Regions from separate parts of the Homo sapiens genome. Here region 1 is linked to region 2. A link is a contact called in ENCODE Hi-C or POLR2A ChIA-PET data. All regions are on one chromosome and are shown on one strand. The core of a region is the stretch at or near the end of the contact, and the rest is flanking DNA. Distances in the headings are between cores, read along the strand shown.

Region 1 (4,054 bases), core at 953-3,452, 190 kb before region 2:
AAAAAAAAAAAAAAATGGAGACTCAGAATGGCTTAAGTGAATTGCCCAAGGCCACACAGCTAGTACCCAACAAAATTCAGATCAGAACGCAGATCTGCCAGCAGCCATTAGCCCAGCCCCAGCTCTCCATCATTGCATTACAAGGGCCACATAAGGAGTCAGTTCTAGTTCCTGGCCACACAGTCCTTGAGAGGAGGCCCTATGTGTGAGGGCTGCGACCTTGAGTCAGAAATCATCTTTTCCCCCTCCTCCTCTCCTGGCACCTGTTCCAACAGTGAGATCACCAAGGCTCCATGCCCAGCCCTGAAGCCTGTCCCTATAGCTTTGGCAGAAATGAGCCTCTGAGTCTTCTGGCAACTGGACCGTCCAAAGGAATCAAGATCTTAGGGTGGGGAGAGGGCTCTTCCTCCCTGGCCTTGTTCTCAGAACAGTCCAGGGAAGGGAGGCAGGGTTTGCACATGGAGAAACAGAGTCCCAGGAAGGAGGGCCTGCCATACTCTACGCACGTGGCAGGCCTCTGGGCTCCTGTGTTGGCTCCTGCAGGCCCACCCTGGACAGGCTGCTGCTGGCTGAAATTCAGTTCGGCACTACTCCTTGGTGTGCAGGGCCTCCTGCCATCCCTCAGAAATTCATTTATACCTCACTTCCTTTGAGAAGTCTACATTGGGCCCTCAGGTCAGGACAGGACAGGACTCCCTTTAGAGGCACCACGCTAGTTTTATGTCTGGCTGCCCAGAGGTGAATGTGTGTCTTGTTCCCTGTTGTCTCTCTCCAAAGCAGGGCCTGGCACAAAGTAGGTGCTTTATTAACTGCTGAATTAATGAGTGAGCTCCTCAGAGCTTCAACTTGTTCACCTTTTTAAAAAGAGAAAATAATACAGTAACACCTACTTCATGGATTTTGCTTTAAAAGTCCAATGAGGCCAGGTGTGGTGGCGTGTGCCTATAGTCCCAGCTGCTGGGGAGGCTAAGGTAGGAGGATCCCCTGAGCCCCGGAGTTTGAGGCTGCAGTGAGCTATGATGGCGTCACAGTACTCCAGCCTGGGAGACACAGCGAGAGACTTTGTCTCTAAAAAATAATAATAAAATAAAAAGTTCAATGAAACAATACACCCAAAGCCCTCAGCATGCAATAAATAGCAAGACAAGGCAGGTCTTATTTTTACTGAAAGTGCTTAGTAAACTATACAGTGACAAACCACCGCACAACAGGCTCTCGAAAGGAGGCAGCAAATTACCCAAAAGTGCAGGCGGCTTGCTAGTGTGCACAGGCCAAAGAAAGGGCGGCAGGTGGGGAAGGCAGCCATGGGCCTTGAAGAGCTGACCGAATTGGCAGAATTTCTGCAGGAGGGGAGCTGGGAACGACCTGAGCTAAAGCTCGGAGCTGTGCGAAGAAACCGGAAAAGCCCAGAGCACTTGCAGGGGCGGGTGGGGAGCTAGATGGTGGGGTGGGGTGGGGACGGAGGAGGGCCAGCAGGAGACATTCCGCAGGGAGGGGCAAGCACGTGTGAGGCGGGCGGGGCGCGAAGGGTCAGGCTTTTGCTCAAAACAGGCAGAGGACAAGGTCAGCTCAGCCGCAGACCGAGCCGCTGGTGACTGTCTCCGCCACCAGGCAGTGAGAGTGAAGGGAGAGCGCGAGCTCTGAAGCCCGCTAGACTAAGCTTGCAATCTGAGCTCCATTCACCCCCTCCTATTTCTTGAGACCTTGTCAGTTCCCCTGTGAGCCTCGGACTCCTCACTTGTAAAACGAGGACAGATGCCCGTGCCAGAAGTCAACCAGAGCTTTCCCCGGCGTGGGCACCAGCCCAAGGGCGTTTTGCTTTTCTAGTCTCATCTCTGCTCTGACGCTAAGCTCAAAGAGGGACTGGGGGACGGGAAGATATCCACCATGGCATGCGCCCTAGCTCTCGGGCTGGTGTTGGCTGCTTCCTTCTCAGATTCCAGAGTGCCTAGAGGCCAGGAAAGGGAGAAGGTCCTACCAGCCTGGGGTAGGGACTCGGGGGCCAGGCACTGGCGCTGACGCAGGCTAGCAGGGCGCCACTGGCTGGTCCCCACCCACCTCGGTGGGTTGGGGGATGGGCGCACCAGCCCCTCCTGGGTGAGCCCTAGCCTGGGGCTTCCTATTTCGGGAGCCGGGGGCGTGGGCCACGTCTCCTCATGTGATGCGAGGGCTATTTAAAGCGGCAGCCCGGGCAGGGAGCCGCCGTCGGAGCCCTTGCACGCCTGCTCTCTTGTAGCTTCTCTCAGCCTAGCCCAGCATCACTATGGTGGACGCTTTCCTGGGCACCTGGAAGCTAGTGGACAGCAAGAATTTCGATGACTACATGAAGTCACTCGGTGAGCAAGCCGCGGGGCTCAGGATGTTGGCTTGGGGACTGGCTGGTGGCGTGCCTAGCCCCACGCAGCACTCCTGCCGCATCCCTCCTGGTTAAGACTGGGGAATAGGGGAGCGCGGAGATGGCAGCCTGGCCTAGAGCAGGTGGGGCCTGTTCAGAGGGGGCTTTGGTGGTCCAAATCTGGTTAGAGACCACGGTAGGGAGGTGGTGGAAGGAGGCAGCTGTGTGGGAGGCTCTTTCCAGGAAGAGGGATATGTGATTTGGAGGTAGGAGGAGGGTTTGGATAAAGAACACTGATCACAGGAAAGGGAGTGTAGCCAGGGGAGAAAAAGAACAGGGGCATGGGTAGTTTAGAAATTGGAGGAGACTGAACCCAGAAAGGGAATGGGGCAGCCAGGGAGTGTACAATGATGTAAACAAGTAGGAAATACCTAGGAGGAAAAAGATTAGTGGGGAAAAAACTGTGGATCAGTGAATCAGATATGAGAAGGACGTAAGACAGGAACCTGCAGTAAGCAGCAATCCCCATCTCTGCTTGGTTAGGGAAGAGAATTCTTGCTGGAGAATGCCCTTTCTCACCAGCCAGTCTGACCTTGTCCTGCAGTCTATGTATCCAGGCCTTCATCACTGTCTGTGAGCCTCGTGGTAGGGTGGGGCAAGAGGCCCATGATCAGCTGGGCCTTTCCTGCAACCCAAGGCTCACCTATCTGTGCGAGGGGTAGGCAGAGAAAGCCATTGGACTTCTGATGTGCAGTAGAGGGTCCCAAGGCAAGGTCAAGACCTGGGAGGGAGGATCACTGGTTTAGGAGGATGTGGAGAACTGCTGTGGTGTTGGGATGGAGAAGAATCAGGATTCAAAGAATCTCACAGGTGAGGAACTTGGAGATTCCCATACCATCTAGTTCAACAGGGAAACTGAAACCAGGAGAGTAGAAATGTATTATAACAATTCCACAGCAGAGCCAATATGAAAATCTAAGGTTTCTAGATCTGTAACCCAGAGCTCTTCCCACTACCCTACAGGCCCTGCGAGTGGGAAGAAAAGTAGAAACTGCTTAGCTAATGATTGACCTCAGCCCTTCTTCTACTGCTTTGGGCTTAGATGGAGAGGTCAAAGCTCTCAACGGCCTCTACCCTATCTTGGGCGCTATGCCCAGTAATTCTAGGCAGGCAGTCATTCTTAGAGGAGCAGCCCCCAGCCCCCACGAACACAGCCCAGCAGCTATTGGGAAGTTGGAATGCCCAGATTTAGTTCCTCCTTCCAAAGCTGGGCCAGAGCTGAGTCTTGAATTGAGCTGCAACAACTTTACCATTCTTGTTCCCTTATTCTGCCCCGAGTTGGGTCAGCGGGCTGGTCTCCCTGAAGTCCTGTTATCTTTCAGCAGCTTATGTTAAGGCAGCCAGCATTCTCATCGTAGGAATGGAAAGCCTGGGAAAATACCCTCCTCAGCTCTCAGTAAGTAGTGCTGGCTTCATTTCTAAGTAGAACCCAGATCTCCCTGAGTCTCCTAAATTCTGTCAGCTCAATATTCTTAGTTTCTCTTGGTTCAGACCCTCACTCATCCCGCAGTGGTTTCCTTTTCAAACACTCCATACCTCTGGGTAGATCCTAAGTGAACAGAGCTCCCAGTGCCGTGACAAGGTCCTGCTCTGTGCAAGGGAGTGTGATTGGCCTGACTCATCCTGATACCAAGGGGCAATGCCAAGTTCCTCACTGGC
Region 2 (4,214 bases), core at 1,033-3,532:
CCCTCTCCCTCACACTCAGTATCCCAGGCCCCTTTGCCCCCAGGACCGGGACTTCATCATGACCTTCAACACATCCCTGCACCGCTCCTGGTGGATGGAGAATGGGCCAGGCTGCCTGGTGACACCTGTTCTGAACTCCCGCCTGGCTCTGGAGGACCACCATGTCATCTCTGTCACTGGCTGCCTGCTTGACTACCCCTACATTGAAGCCCTCAGCAGCGCCCTGCAGATCTTCCTGGCAGTAAGTCCTTCTGTCCCCCACCCTACACACACTTCCCGATCCCTTTCTTTAGCTCTGGTTGAGGGGATGGGTTGGGCGCAGTGGCTCACGCCTGCAATCCCAGCACTTTGGGAGGCCATGGCTGGTGGATCACCTGAGGTCAGGAGTTCAAGACCAGACTGACCAACATGGAGAAACCCCGTCTCTACTAAAAATACAAAATTAGCCAGGCATAGTGGCACATGCCTGTAATCCCAGCTACTCAGGAGGCTGAGGGAGGAGAATTGCTTGAACCCAGGAGGTGGAGGTTGCGGTGAGCCAAGATTGCACCATTGTACTCTAGCCTGGGCAACAAGAGCGAAACTCCATAAAAAAAAAAAAAAAAAAAAAAAAAAAAAAAAGAGGGAATGAACCTAGGTCTTCCGCCTGTCTGTCCTTTTGTCTGGATCTGTTTCCATATCCTGTACCGTCTTCCCTCACCGCTGCCCCAGCCCCTGTGCAGAGTGAACAGGTTTAGTGAGTAGGATGAGGCATCAGACTATGAATCAATCCTGGGTTTAAGTGCTCAATACACCCACTATGTGACTTTGGACAAGTCACCTGCCTTCTCGGAGCTTGTTTCCTTATTCACAAAAAAGAATGACAATACCAGCCTCAGAGTTGTGAGAATAAGAAAGTGACCCCAGTGGGCGTGATGCCTCATGCCTGTGGACCCAGCTACTTGAGAGGTTGAGGCAGGAGGATCACTTGAGCCCAGGAGGTTGAAGCTGAAGTGAGCCATGATTGCAGCACTGCACTACAGCCTGGGTGACAGAGTGAGACCCTGTCTGAAAGAAAGAAGGAAAGGAAGGGAAGGGAAGGGAAGAAAAAAAAAAGAAAGAAAGAAACTCCAAGATAGGAGTAGTTCCTGTTTCTAGAAGGGCCAGCCCTGTCCTAGGCACTTTGTACCCACAAAGTCACATAATCCTCTTTCTTCTTAACAAGCCATAAGGTATTGCCCAAGTCCAAGTGGGAAAACTGAGGCTCAAAGAGGTAAAATGATTACTTGTCTCAAGTTACACTTTCAGAAGAGTTAGACCATGTATGTTTGACTTTAAGGTGAAAACATTTAATTGGAAGTTGTTACGGTTTGCCTTCATCCTGGCATGCCTCCTCCCTTGCCAGTCAGAGCGTACAGGGCCCGGCAGGGGGCGGAGGAAGAGGTTCCCACTCCTCCTTCCTCCCTGACGTGTCATCTCCACTCCCAGCTGTTCGGCTTCGTGTTCGCCTGCTACGTGAGCAAAGTGTTCCTGGAGGAGGAGGACAGCTGTGAGTAAGGCGCCCCTGGGGAAGTGGGGAATCTGGCCCTGCGCCTTCAGCACCCTGGACAGAGGCCTGTGACTGGCCCCGGCGGGAGGGAGCCCAGGGTCGGCCACGGGCCCCTTTCGAGGGGAAGAGGCGGCTGGTATGGAAGGCTCTGCATACCAGCCCGTTCCAGGCTGGGGTCCAGACGTCCAGGTGCCCAGTCCCTGGCCCCAGCACCCCCTTTCCCCAATCTCGCCCCACCCCATCAGAGGTCTTGTCCCGTTTAGAGGCTCTAGCCCCGCCCCTGAGAGCCTTCTCTCCCATAGGACTGCCCGGCCTCCCAGGCCCAAGCCTTAAGGACTGGGGCCTGACCCTCAGCTGGCCCGGCCTCGCCGCCTCCAGACCCCCAGAGGCCCATCCCTCAGGGTCCAGCCGAAGCCCCGCCCCAGGCCCTGCACGGGGTCTGACCCTCGCCCCTCCCCTCCTCATGGCTTCTCTGGCTCCGCTTCCTAGGGTGGGAGTCCTGCCCTCAGATTCTTCCCCTTCAGGACCCAGTCTCCCTCTCCTCGCCCCCGCCGCCGATCCCTAACATGCGCCGCCCCTCTTCCGCAGTTGACTTCATCGGCGGCTTTGACTCCTACGGATACCAGGCGCCCCAGAAGACGTCGCATTTACAGCTGCAGCCTCTGTACACGTGGGTCACGGCCCCCTGCTGGCTTGGGGAGGCCTGGGCGTCGGGGTTGCGAAAAGGAGGGGATGGAGGAGTGGGCAGGGCAACCGGGTCTCTCCGCCCCCATACTTTTGGGATCCACTCTCCCTAACCTGCCTTTGTTTCCCGCAGGTCGGGGTAGCCTCTGCCCCGCGCCCACCCCGGCGCCTCGCCCTGGGCTGACCGCAGCTGCCGCGAGCTCGGGCCAAGGCGCAGGCGTGTCCCCCTGGTGGCCCGCGCGCTCACTGCAGCCTGTGCCCAACCCCGCGTCTGCATCTGGAGATGCGGACTTGGACGTGGACTTGGACTTGGACTTGGATTTGAGCTTGGCTCTTCGCAGCCCGGACTTCGGAGGAGTGGGGCGGGGCGGGGGAGGGGCACCACGGGTTTTTTGTTTTTTGTTTGTTTGTTTTTAATCTCAGCCTTGGCGTGAGCTGGGGCCTTCCTCTCTTCTCCAGCCTCTCCCTTTCACTCTTCACCCAGCATCCTGCCCCCCTGTCCAAAAACAGCAGGACATCAGACCCATCCCATCCCACCACACTCACTCACCAGCTCTGGGGAAAGCTACTGTGAACTAGGAGCAGGATTCCTGGGTTCTAATCGCAGGTCCATCACTGACTGTGACGTCTAGCAAAGCCCTTGCCCTCTCTGAGCCTCGGTTTCCGCACCTCAAGTAATTAATCCCTTAGCAAATGGACTCTTTTAGACTTCTCATTTAACTCAATTCCCTGAGCTAGACTGGGATTAAAATTCTCATTTTGCAGTACATTAAAACTGAGGCCCAGAGATGTGATTTGCTTGAGGCCACACAGCTAGATTTTTGGTGGAAGTGGGCCTTGAACACAGTGTACTTTCTGCAGTTTCTGACTGTAAAACCCAGTGTCTGCTCTCTGAGTTCCATTTCCAAGCCCCCCTCCATCTTGGACCTATGTGGTCTCCACCATATTCACACACCACCACCACCACTTGCCAATGCCTCTCTTAAAGCAATATACCCATTCGTTCTCTTATTGGGAACTGGATGGATGAAGCCCCAAATTCAGCCCCACCCACAGAGAAGCCTTCCTACACTCAGCCTCTGTCCACCCTTGGCAAATCTTTCAAGCTCTCTCCTCCAGGAAAGTGGGGCCCCAACTCAGTCACTCCACCCCCTTCCAGGTCCCTGAGGCTGGTTCTACTGTATCCCCATCACCTCCACAACTCCACTCACCCCTGACGGCTCCATCCACCTCACCAGTTGGAAGGCTTGTGGTTTCAGAGAGGAGCAATGCTGGTCAGCGCTGCCCAGACTCCAGTGTTTACAGATCACCAGCATTTACAACCAATCCAATGGCCAGAAGCCTCCTCTAACAAGCCCAGAAGGAGTTCTGAAGGGGCAGATGGGGGTGTGAGTAGTCGGGGAGTCGGGATTGCCAGCACCCTCACCCTTCCTTGGGGGCAAGTAGAGGTGAGAACACTTTCCCCACCTCCCTCCACAGACACTCCTGAGGACGCTGCATCCCACGCACTGCCTGGTGCGTCCATAGAGAGAGGATCAGGTCTCAGCATTTCATCTGTGAAAGAGGCATGGCCCTGGGTTAGAAAGGAGGGCAGGAGACATGGAGGAACTGGGGGGCACCCAGATGGTGCAGATGGTTTGCACACCTGAGCCTGTCTGTGGTGACCATTCCGCTCCTCTCCCACTACCCTCCAATCTATCATTCCCTACTCTCTAAGGCCAAAATATCCTGAGCAAGGCTGGCAACCCCACCCCACCATCCCAAATGCAAGCAGCCAGGCCCAGGAGTTCCTCTGGCCCCCACAGGCATGGAGCTCCCAGCTGGTGGGTACAGCTTGAGAGGGGGGCAGCTCCCTCAGGCTAAGCTACTGCCCTTCACTGGGCCAGCCCTGCCTCCAGCCCTCACCTCTCTCACCCCAACTCTCCCCCAAGCCCCTTTCTACTCAACGGGTGTAGCCACTGGTGCTTTGAAGCCTTTTGTTTTTATAAGATGGTTTTTGCAA

What was found. Hi-C counts contacts between places; a loop is a spot of excess contacts on that map. ChIA-PET counts read pairs that join two places held with the same protein, here RNA polymerase II (POLR2A). Pooled maps may share reads with other maps.
Region 1: a loop to region 2 is called in a pooled map, with 5 times the contacts of the local background. The contact joins the promoter of FABP3 here to the enhancer-like site in region 2. A Hi-C loop is called at or near these places in 6 of 50 pooled maps. POLR2A ChIA-PET finds 5 or more read pairs at or near these places in 7 of 52 experiments (H1, HEK293, WTC11 and 2 more).

What each region holds. Positions count from the first base shown.
Region 1 is chr1:31,371,224-31,375,277 of GRCh38, reverse strand. FABP3 (fatty acid binding protein 3) reads left to right here and starts at 2,202. Exons shown (of 4, transcript NM_004102.5): 1 at 2,202-2,336. The coding sequence starts at 2,264. LOC124903892 (a long non-coding RNA gene) reads right to left here and starts at 979. Exons shown (of 2, transcript XR_007065573.1): 1 at 891-979. RefSeq lists a silencer at 1,722-2,016.
Region 2 is chr1:31,179,844-31,184,057 of GRCh38, reverse strand. It overlaps NKAIN1 (sodium/potassium transporting ATPase interacting 1), which reads left to right. Exons shown (of 7, transcript NM_024522.3): 4 at 44-241; 5 at 1,468-1,528; 6 at 2,117-2,198; 7 at 2,346-4,214. The coding sequence ends at 2,355. Among named protein-coding and RNA genes, the nearest start is that of NKAIN1, 58 kb to the left of the region's middle. RefSeq lists an enhancer at 1-76 and a silencer at 2,195-2,444. Within about 2 kb of position 2,282, at least 2 of the 41 ENCODE cell types and tissues checked have a DNase peak (open chromatin) inside an H3K27ac peak, as active enhancers do.